Linked DNA regions of Mus musculus: region 2 is linked to region 1. The links are chromatin contacts, found by Hi-C in ENCODE. All regions are on one chromosome and are shown on one strand. The core of a region is the stretch at or near the end of the contact, and the rest is flanking DNA. Distances in the headings are between cores, read along the strand shown.

Region 1 (5,553 bases), core at 2,240-4,739:
TTAACACGCGACTATCCTTCCTTCTCCCTGAGCTCTGAAGCGTTCCAAGCGGGGACAATCCACACTGACTTGCTGAGTCTCTCACATTTCCCAGTGGAAAGAGAAACTGCCCAGGCACGGACAGCAACAATCATGCTAGATTATTCCTTAAGAAAAGTCTACCATTTACTATAGGTCATAAAAAGACCGAAAGAAGTCTGTTTGTATCTAAGTGACTTCTGTTTAAGTGAGTACAGTTTTTAAATGCCATCACCACTTGGAAGGTACTTTTAATCGTCAAAATTCAGGATTTTAGGGCAAAACAACATGCCTAACGGTCTGCTGACCCTCTGGGTTCAGGGTTCATCTGTCCTACAATGTAGTCCCTGATTGCACTGTCCCTCCGTTTCATTTTCAGAGATTGATTTTAACTGACTATCTATATTTCTCACTGTTCTAGATCGTAAGTGATTTTTAGACAGTTTAAGCATTTCGAGCTGCCAGGGCCAGGGCACATGCTGCTCTTGGAAAAGACCAGTTGGATTCCCAGAACCCACAGCATGTGGTTTACAACTACGTCAGGAGGACCCAGTGCCTCTGGCCTCACACACGCACACATACACACACACACTACACAGAAAATAAAATCTTGATTTTTAAAAAGTTCAAACCAGGCTGGGCAGTGGTGGCACATGCCTATAGTCCCAACACTTGGAGGCAGAGGCAGGCAGATCTCAGAGTTCAAGGCCAGTGTGGCCTCCACAAAGAGTTCCAGGATAGTCAGGGATACACAGAGAAACTGTGTTTAAAACAAAAAACCAAAAAGTTCATACTACCATAGAATTGTGGTTCTTTGAAACTGAAAGGATAGGAAGTGGAGAGTTATTTTTAACAAATAAGTTTCAGTATTACCATACAAAAGAGTGCCAGAGATAGATGCCAGCAGTAACTGTACGATAAGAGTGAGCTTAAAACCCTGGGACTGGGGCTGAAGAGACGGCTCAGTGGTTAAGAGCACTAGAGGTCTTGAGTTCAATTTCCAGCAACCACGTGGTGGCTCACAACCATTTGTAATGGGATCTGGTGTCCTTTTCTGCTGTGTCTGAAGAGAGCCACAGTGTACTCACATACATCAAATAAATAAATGCATCTTTTAAAAAAAAGGAAGAAAACAGAACTGTACACTTAAGAGTTAAAAGGGGAAAAATCAGGTTATATGTCTATTACTGTAAAGGATGGACTGTCTGCATGCTGAGTTACTCATGATAATGTCACAGTGGCAGAGGCAGGCAGGCCAGCATGCTGCCTCTCACAGCAGGCCTTCTGTGTCACAAGCACATTCTCATTGCAGTTCAGATCAGACCACACCAGAGATGGACTCTGAGAGCCTGTGGCACCTCAGCGCTTACAGCTTACTGACCAGAAATCAATAACTTCCCTGCATGTTCACAATACAGGACGTGGTAAACAGCTTTCACCCAGGGATATGAAATGCACTATGTTCTCAGATTCGTTTCAACCCTCTAGAATCAGGGGCAAACAAATGTCTCTTATTGAAGCCCCTCAGTCTATGGTACTTCCTCACGGCAGCCCAGGCAGAACCCAATACACCTGGCAAGGCAACTTAGGCTGTGTGGCCCGGAGTGGACAAGACCCCTGGAACTGAACCAGGCTTTGCAAGGAGGACTGATGGAAGGATCACAGTTGTGTGTCGCTGGTTTCTCCCATCCTGGAAAATGGGCACTTTGATGTCACTGCTCTGTATTTTTGGAATGTGTTCTTCAAAGGCTGGGAATGTACCTCAGTTAGCAAAGTGCTTATTTAGCAAGCACGAGACCCTGAATCCAATCCCCAGAACCATATAAAATGGGTCTGGTGCACCTGCAGCCAGAACTGAAGGGCTGGGGAGGGAAGAGGAGAGTCCGAAGTTCAAGGTCATTTTCAAGAACACAGTATGAGCTTAGCTGGGCTCGGAACACTCTGTCTCCAGGTTGGTGGGGTTTCAAAATGATTCGCTGAGCAGAAGGAATCAGAAGATGGCTTCCCCATCTGAATCCCGGTGTCCTGAGGAACACCAGGACGCCAGCGAAGCCACAGTGAACTTCTGAGGAGGATCCCTCAGGGAACCGTTGCAGAGCAGGCGGTGCGGTCTGGTGTCTCGGGCTTGGTGAGTCCTCTTACTCCACTCAGGCTGAAGGAGGTCAGGGAGGCAGATCCAGAGATACTTACATGGCTGTGAAATGACACTTGTCCCACCTCCGGCCTCGCTGTCCCCAGGACTGGCAGATGTAACCTACAAAGAGGTAGGAAGTTTGCTCAGACTTAAACGAATCACAACCCATGACATTATCAAAAGACAAGAACAGTATCATGTCTCATACTGTAGATTACCATGATCCAGGAGCAGAAAACACTAGAGGTAGATGCCCTTGAGGGGCAAGAGGGAGGTGGCCATTCTCCACAGAAGGCCAAGGGGAAGCTGGAGTGCTCTCCTTGCCAAGTGCATTTAGCTGAGTCATGCTACCATCTGATAACAGACAACAGCCCCAGATAGCTACCCAGATAACAACAGCGTTAGGCCCCAGAAGTGTGAGTGAGCTATGGAAGTGGGGTGATCCCTCAGCACAGGGATGACCCCTGGGGATGAACTGAACCAAAGCCAGCTCTCAACACAGGGAAGGACAGAGACTGACACTGTCTCTGCAGAAACTTCTTTGTCCAAGAAATTATTGTATCTTGGTCTGTTTAAAAAAAAAAAAAAAAAAAAAAAAAAAAAGAGCAAAGTCAAGAGAACTCTACTAAATGATAACAATGACAAAATGATCACAAACCTGTGTGGCCTGAGTCTAAAAGGTTCTCCAAACAGTAGATGTGTCGTTCTTATTCAGTATTGTTTCTGTCTGACCACCCAGCGAACAGCCACACTCCAAGTATTTGCTGAACCAACAGCAGGTGAATCTTTCCACATCAGAATTTGAGACGATTTCTAGTACCATTTACCAGAACCAAGTGTATCACACCAAGGCAAGTGAAGATACTTCAGGCTTTATTTAGTCTGTTGGTCTGTCTTTTGCTTATTCTTTGTTTTTCTCATTCTTTCACACACAATTTACAGCGACTGAATTAAAGCTAAGAAAATAGAAGGCAGCTATGCACCTCCTAGCCAGAGTGCCTTTTGCACTTCCATGGTATCTACTTGAAAGAAAAAGGTGGGAAAGCCTCAAAGGAGTTAGACAGGCATGTAGAAGAAAACACTGCCCAGGATAGCCAAAGGAAGGATAGACAGAAGTACTCACCATGAGGTCTCTTGAGGACCGCCCCACTTCCCTAGCACTGTGGCCAGTGGTGATGCCTCGCGCTCTCACACGGGCCCGTCCACTCATGTTCCTGGGTGCCAGCGGCTTTCCAGGGCTGGTGAGCCTCAACAGGAGTGTTTTCTCTTTGGCAAAAGAGACGGTGTGGCTGTGACTCGGAGTTTGGGAGTATTCAAGCTTCCCAAGATAGTTACTACAAACAGCAACCCGAGCGTGGGTGGGCAGGGCCCGGTGGACCCCCAGAATGCGCAGGCGCATGATGGGCGCGGCAAGGCGGGGGTGGGCACCTATTAGCATTGCATGAATCTCTCTCCTTCTCTTCGTCCCTCCCTCCTCCCCTGCCCCCCTCTCTGTCTATGTCTTTCTTTTTCTTTTTTATTCTTTCTGTCTCGCTCTCCCCTATACCTTTTTTTTTGCCTTCCTCTGTGTCCCTCATTTGCTATAAATACCCAGCATACAGTCTTTATCATTTGAGGATGTATCTCTCTGCTCCTGGTTTTTAGAAATTACCCAATCATAAATGTATATAGAATGGCATCACACACCACTCTGGAAGTGTGAGGGAAGCTTGTGGGACGGTCATAAGGTGTGCTTCTCTGAGTCTTGTTAGGGTGTATCCTGAGAAGGGGTGAGGTGAAACGGGGGGAGGGGGGGAGGTTAGTAGACAGGCCATTACACAAACGTTTGGAATGACCCAAAATGGATGTAACAATTCGAATAAATCTTAAAGAAATTAGATTGGGGCTGGAGAGGGTTTAATGGTTAGTATATTCTTGTTCTTTCAGAGGACCAGGGTTTGCCTCCTAGCACCCACGAAGTGACCCACAACTGTGTGGAACTCCAGCTTCAGAGGACCTGGCACCTTCTTCTAGCATCCTTGACTCCTGTGTGCTCCCGGTGCACACACAGACCCACATATAAAAATATTTATTTTTTTTATTTTAGTTTTAAATGGTTCTTTATTCATAAACTTGATGCAAGTTTACAAAATGTACTGTACATTGCCAAATAAATCTGCAATGAAAAATAAAATTAAAAAAAAAAAACCAACCCCAAAGCATGCCAAATGTGCAGCTGTCAATCTGTTAGCCATTAGGAAATTAGAATTCAATAATGTATTCAAGATTTTGCCTTAGGTATAAGGAACTTAATAATGTGTTGAAGAATTCTGTCTTGTCACTTGTCATCTGAGCCACTGGCAATCATATATTTAGGGTAACCAAGTGACCAAGAATACCAGATATCTTTTCTGCCCTCTTAACCAACAGAATCAAGAGAAACTAACACCACACATAAAATGCACAAGTGCCACATCTCCTAGATGTGGTTTGCAAAGTTTAAAAAAAAATCTCAAATCAAATATATAAGAAATACAGTTTAACTTTGTACTGGTTTGTGCAGGAAAATGTGCTTCTGGGTTTCTTTTTAAAAGTGCTTAAATAGCTAGATTTAAATCAAACATGGTGTTTATTTGTAACTCAGGCAACGGATATACAGTCTTGTAAACTCTTAAGAGAGGCATAGCCAGAGGGATGAGGGAGAACTTCGAGGGTGACTTTACTGGAGACAAAGCACTTGTGTCAATACGGACAAGTCACCACATGCTTGTCTGTCAGTAAAGTTAGTATTGTACCAGAGGCCTGTGGGTACTATGTCAAGAGGTCTGCTGTGACCTTCCTAGAGGAGCTGGTCACTCTGGAGCAGTTTTCTATGAGATGAAGCCTTGTATTTCTGGAGGGATGCTCCAAATTCCCAGTCAACAGCTTTTGGCTAACTAACACAGGGTAGCAGAAAGGGTACAAAGCACCAGGGGAGGGACATGTTCCATCCAGCAGGCAAACTCTTAGGTTGAGGAAATACAACTCAAAAGATTCACCAAGTCCCTAAAACTGACAGATGCACTAGACCTCTCCATTCTCAACCACATAGAAGCTCTAAAGGAGAGCTGAGACACGCTCAGAGATGAGCTCCGTAGAAGGGCTCAGACTGGCTGAGTCATCTGGAAGAAAGAGACTAGTCAAGCAGCCTGGAAGAGGCACAGATCAACTGAAGGTCTGGAATTGTTGAGCTGCCTCAAGCTGTGCATTGTGCTCAGCTTCATCAAAGACCCCATCAGCAAGCCCACCCATGCTGCAGTGGGCGTTGGTAATGCAGATGTTTTTGAGTCACTTCCACTCCTGTAAGTAACCCCTCACCCATATTTCTGTAAGTAACCCCAATAAAACTCATTGGTTCACCAAGGTCTGATGTTGCTTCCGAA
Region 2 (5,553 bases), core at 1,946-4,445, about 26 Mb after region 1:
GTGAGGTGTCGGGGATCATACTAGACCAGAGTTCTACCTTCTTGGCCTGGGACTGGAATTTAGCAGTGATTAATCTGGCCAGAAGCCCTAGAAAATTATACCTCGCCTCCACCTATAACTACTCTCAGGTAATCTGACACCCTTACACGTAGATACAGTAATAAAAATAAATCTTCTTTAAAAGATCCCCATTCCACTTTCAGGACTTCTGACTTTACTTTGTGACCCACAGGATTAATGAAGGCTGCCTTTGTGGGCCCAAGTGTGCGCTTAGCAGCTAGAGCAAAGCTTACTCACACCAGTGGTTCCCCACTGAAGACAGACTTCCTCTCCACTAGGGTGAGGCAGAGCCCCTGAGCCCCTCCCCATTTGTGACTATTTAGACAGTCCGTCTTGAGAGGATCCCATGCAGTGATGGCAGCCACTGACTCCGGAGTGCCACTGCCATGTCATGCCCAGGATGTCATAATCCTCTGCCTCTTTCTTCTTTCAACCCCCTCTTCCCTCATGCTTCCTGAGTCTGGGAGGTGATACGACATCCCTGTAAGGTTGAGCACCTATCAGTCGATTGAACTCAGCATTAACCTAACCGGCATTCTCTGCAGAGGGAAGCTGAGACTGCACTAATCTACAACCCCCTGTCTTGCAGGGCCTCAAATGTCCCCTCCTCCTTTTCTGTCTCTTGATAAGTGAGATTATAGGTTGGCTCCTGAGATGCCTCGGCTGGAATGGTCATCTGATAAAGTGAAGCCTGGGGCCACTAAGACTCACTAGAAGCCGGGCATGGTGACCCACGCCTTTAATTCCAGCACTTGGGAGGCAGAGGCAGGCCAATTCCTAAATTCCAGACCAGCCTGGTCTACAAAGTGAGTTCCAGGACAGCCAGGGCTACACAGAGAAACCCTGTCTCAAAAAACAAAAACAAAACCAAACAAACAAAAAGACTTCACTAGAGTTAGTCAAGTCTTTTCCCTGTAGATGGGGTTTCTGGTGAGATTCCTGGAAGCTTGCAGGCTCATGGCTGGGAAGGTAGAAGGGTACTAAGGAGTTGTTAATTTGCTGGAATTCTTATTTTTCCACTGGCAAGAGGCTTCAACTGGATTGCCAGGCAAGGGGCCTGCTCTCTCCTTCTCCTACCCTCAGCATTTCCTGTCTCCCCATGCTGCCTCAGTTTGACTTCTTTTGAGACGGGGTTTCACTGAGTTGCTCAGGCAAGCCTTTGTTTGGGCAGGGCAGGGCAGGCAGGCCTTGTTTTAGACTCTGGAGTCGCAAGGGTCACAGGCCTGAACCACCCACCTCCCATCCCAGAATGTAAGCTTGTGAAACAGACTCCGGCTCTAAATTTTTAAAAATTTACTTACAGACTGACAGTCTCATATATCCTAACTTCTGTCTAGCAAAACTTTTGATCCTTCTCCTCAGTGCTAACTAAAAGCTCGAACCACCACACCTTAGCTTAAAGAAAAAAGAAAAAAGTGGAGAGGGTGATTCCAAGAAAAAACAGTTGTGTCTATTCCTATAAGTAATGTCTCTGTGTCTCACTTTCCCTCAGGTTTCTAATATGGGGTACTACATACCTTAGAAAAGTGTTTTGATATTTATAGAGAGCACTTTACATGTTATGTACACTTTAGGTTAGCAAAAAGCATTGTATTAAAACGATCTTCTTGAACTGCAACAGAGTTACATCCTTGTACATCCTCCCATGAACTCCAAGCCAACATTCCTCCCGAGATGCAAATACCAAAGAAAAAATTTATTTATGACTGTCTTAGTGATTACTAGCTTTTGACAAGGACAAAGAGTCCCCGGTCTTCCGCTAGCCTTCCTCACGTGGTCTGGAGACCTTCCAATTTAAACGCCACAACAGTATTCTTTAAAAAATAAAAAGACAACCTATCTAACTAATAAAGAGCTGCACTCCCTGCCTATTTGAAAGGACGCGTGGAAAGTGCTAGAGAGCCGGGTGTGACGAGGCCCGGAACGCCCAGCCTCCAGGCACTGCGGTTTCAGAGTCTAAGCACTCGCTCCGGCCATTGGCTCAGTCACGTTTTCAAGGACTCAGCGCGGCCGGGCGTTTAATTTTTGGTAAAAGTCAAGTCAGGAGAGACATTACCTCATGTTACTGAAAATAAAAAGGTCGCGATCACTCTATCAAGGACACGGGGCTGCCGGAAACCAGGAATGCCAGTGCCTAGCTCACCCACAAAGGGACAAAAAACATTTATCTTTCGTACATTTATTCCATTAACTGATGAGTCTGGTGGAGCAGAGAGGGGACAGAGGTCACGCTGTCCCCTGTGGGACAGCGGAGGTGGGGAGGGGCGTTCGGCTCAGGGGTAAGCAGAGAGGACTGGGCCATTTCTTTGATAGAGGATCACAAACGATCCTGGGGACATGTGGCGAGCCAGGCAGATCGAGCCTCCGCACTGGGGGGGGGGGGAATCGAGGTGTCCCATTTTGTGGGGGGTGAGGGGTGGGGAAAGCCAGCGAGATAGCGCGGCGGCTTAGCCTCCCACAAGCTGGCAGCACGAAACAAGAAGCCTAGCAGTGCTCCTTAGTCTCAGGCTGGGGTGGACCAAGCCCGAGGCCGGGAAACCGCCGGGCTCAGGGAGAAGGACCGAGGGTCGTGTGGGGGAGGGGCGCAACAACCTTCGCAGCCATTTTGTCCTCGCCCCACTTCCGTCTTCTCTTCCCGGACTCCCCCTCCCTCAGGCTCTTCTCTCAGGCAGCCCGGGGTCCCAAGAGGTAGGGATCCGGCCGAACGCTGCTCTCATTGGTCCGTCGCGGAGGTACCCGCCTTCCTCCCAGGGCATCCTTCCGCCCCCTCCCGCCTGCGCTGCCGGGTCGCGCACGCGCACTCGCCGGCGACCCTCTCCCCTCCCCCAGCAGCTCTGAGTGACAGAGGACTCCCGCGCGCGGGCTCCCGGCGCCCCGCCTTCTCCGCTCCCCCCGGGCCGTTCCCAGAGCGGGGGCGAGCGTGAAAGTTCCAGAACGCCGCGGTCGTGCGTCATCGCGAGGCGGGGCGGGGAGAAGGCGGGACCTAGGCGAGCGTTCTGGCTCTTCATTAGTGCAGTCGGCAAGGGCTGGTCGTCCATTGGCTAAGAAGCTATGATCGGCAGCGGGATGGGGCGGCACCCTTCTGGAAGGTTCTAAGACAGGGTATAAGAGAGAGGGAAGCGGGCGGAAACCGGTCTCATTGAACGCGGAGGCAGCTGCCTGGCATTTGTGTGGTCTCGTCGTCAGCGCAGCTGGGCCTACACACAAGGTGAGGCATGGGACTCGGGGGTTTGCGGGGGTCCGGGGTGGTGCAGGAGTCCCGGGGAGTCTCTTAGGCGGCGGCTGCAGCTCAGGCCGTCACCACCAGGGACAGAGACTGCAGCAGATCCGGAGGATGGGCTGAGTCAGGGCGGCGCCGCCATGGCCTTGTGGCTCCGCGTGGCGGGGGAGGGGAGCCACAGGCGCCCTGGTCTTTTTATCCTGTCTGTGACTTCAAATATAAGGCTTCTGCCCGGCGCCCACAGGGCAGGGCCCCCCGAGGTGGGAAAGGGGGATCCTGGCTCCCGCGGTGCGCGGTCCGGGTGGGGGGGGTTCGGGGGGCGCTCGGAGGTGGCCACGTGCTCCACCATTGTCGCAGACCTTTAGGACAGATGGTTCCTTGAGCCTTGGGCGGGCTGTGCCAGGCTTGGCACAGACCACCTATACTGCAGCACTGCTGCCACGAGCCTGCCGCGTGGCTTCAGGTGATAGGTCTGGGTCACCAAGTCCAGACCCACTGCGGACTGGATAAAAGCCGGAAAGCGAGTGCTTAGCCCCCCTCCTTTTTTTTTCTAATAGCAACCATGTCTAAGGGACCTGCAGTTGGCATTGATCTCGGCACCACCTACTCCTGTGTGGGTGTCTTCCAGCATGGAAAGGTGGAAATTATTGCCAATGACCAGGGTAACCGCACCACGCCAAGCTATGTTGCTTTCACGGACACAGAGAGATTAATTGGGGATGCGGCCAAGAATCAGGTTGCAATGAACCCCACCAACACAGTTTTTGGTAAGTCGCCAGCATCTTTGTGCCACTAGCATGAGTAAAAGGGCTGGGGGGCAGGGCATTTGGAATGTAGAAACAGATCTGCCTTAATAACTGCAGCCTGAGATTGCAACTGTTTAAATATGACAATATAAGGCCACAAGATTTTAAATATGGGCCTTGGCTTCCTGCACTAGAGATTACGTCCATCTAGATGGGTGCTGCAGGTTTTTGTTTTCTGTTTTTTTGGTTTTTTTTTTTTTTGCAGTGATAGGCACTAAGGAGTGTGATGAGGTATGTTTAATATTTTACAGATGCCAAACGTCTGATCGGGCGTAGGTTTGATGATGCTGTTGTTCAGTCTGATATGAAGCACTGGCCCTTCATGGTGGTGAATGATGCAGGCAGGCCCAAGGTCCAAGTGGAATACAAAGGGGAGACAAAAAGTTTCTACCCAGAGGAAGTGTCCTCCATGGTTCTGACAAAGATGAAGGAAATTGCAGAAGCGTACCTCGGAAAGGTGGGTTTTTTTTTTAACAGGTGCCATTTGAGATGGGTGTTACCTTTATGTTTAATTCACACATTCTGATCGGGAATTTGCCAACCAAACAATTGTGCAATTCATTGTTTTTTAGACCGTTACCAACGCTGTGGTCACAGTGCCCGCTTACTTCAATGACTCTCAGCGACAGGCAACAAAAGATGCTGGAACTATTGCTGGCCTCAATGTACTTCGAATCATCAATGAACCAACTGCTGCTGCTATTGCTTACGGCTTAGATAAGAAGGTAGGCATTTCAAATCAAGTACAACTTTGTTAGGGTTAACTTGCCAGAAACAGGCCTGAGCTAAGAATGTCTTATTTGACAGGTCGGAGCTGAAAGGAATGTGCTCATTTTTGACTTGGGAGGTGGCACTTTTGATGTGTCAATCCTCACTATTGAGGATGGAATTTTTGAGGTCAAATCAACAGCTGGAGACACCCACTTAGGTGGAGAAGATTTTGACAACCGAATGGTCAATCATTTCATTGCTGAGTTCAAGCGAAAGCACAAGAAAGACATCAGTGAGAACAAGAGAGCTGTCCGCCGTCTCCGCACGGCCTGCGAGCGGGCCAAGCGCACCCTCTCCTCCAGCACCCAGGCCAGTATTGAGATTGATTCTCTCTATGAGGGAATTGACTTCTATACCTCCATTACCCGGGCTCGATTTGAGGAGTTGAATGCTGACCTGTTCCGTGGCACACTGGACCCTGTAGAGAAGGCCCTTCGAGATGCCAAGCTGGACAAGTCACAGATCCATGATATTGTCTTGGTGGGTGGTTCTACCAGAATCCCCAAGATTCAGAAACTTCTGCAAGACTTCTTCAATGGAAAAGAGCTGAACAAGAGCATTAACCCCGATGAAGCTGTTGCCTATGGTGCAGGTAAATACATACAGCCTTTATAGTCTTTATAATCTCAACAAGTCCTGTAAGATTCGCTGTGATGATGGATTCCAAAACCATTCGTAGTTTCCACCAGAAGTACT

What was found. A loop is a pair of places that touch in the nucleus more often than their neighbours do.
Region 2: a loop to region 1 is called in a map of T-helper 2 cell, with 25 times the contacts of the local background. The contact joins the promoter of Hspa8 here to the promoter of Piwil4 in region 1. A Hi-C loop is called at or near these places in 5 of 37 maps with a recorded cell type or tissue (T-helper 1 cell, T-helper 17 cell, T-helper 2 cell and 1 more).

The regions. Positions count from the first base shown.
Region 1 is chr9:14,737,183-14,742,735 of GRCm38, forward strand. It overlaps Piwil4 (piwi-like RNA-mediated gene silencing 4), which reads right to left and starts at 3,490. Exons shown (of 20, transcript NM_001368831.1): 1 at 3,276-3,490; 2 at 2,209-2,272. The coding sequence starts at 3,362.
Region 2 is chr9:40,798,081-40,803,633 of GRCm38, forward strand. Hspa8 (heat shock protein 8) reads left to right here and starts at 3,196. Exons shown (of 9, transcript NM_031165.5): 1 at 3,196-3,268; 2 at 3,838-4,047; 3 at 4,338-4,543; 4 at 4,659-4,811; 5 at 4,894-5,449. The coding sequence starts at 3,843. It overlaps Snord14c (small nucleolar RNA, C/D box 14C), which reads left to right and starts at 5,503; the gene lies at 5,503-5,553.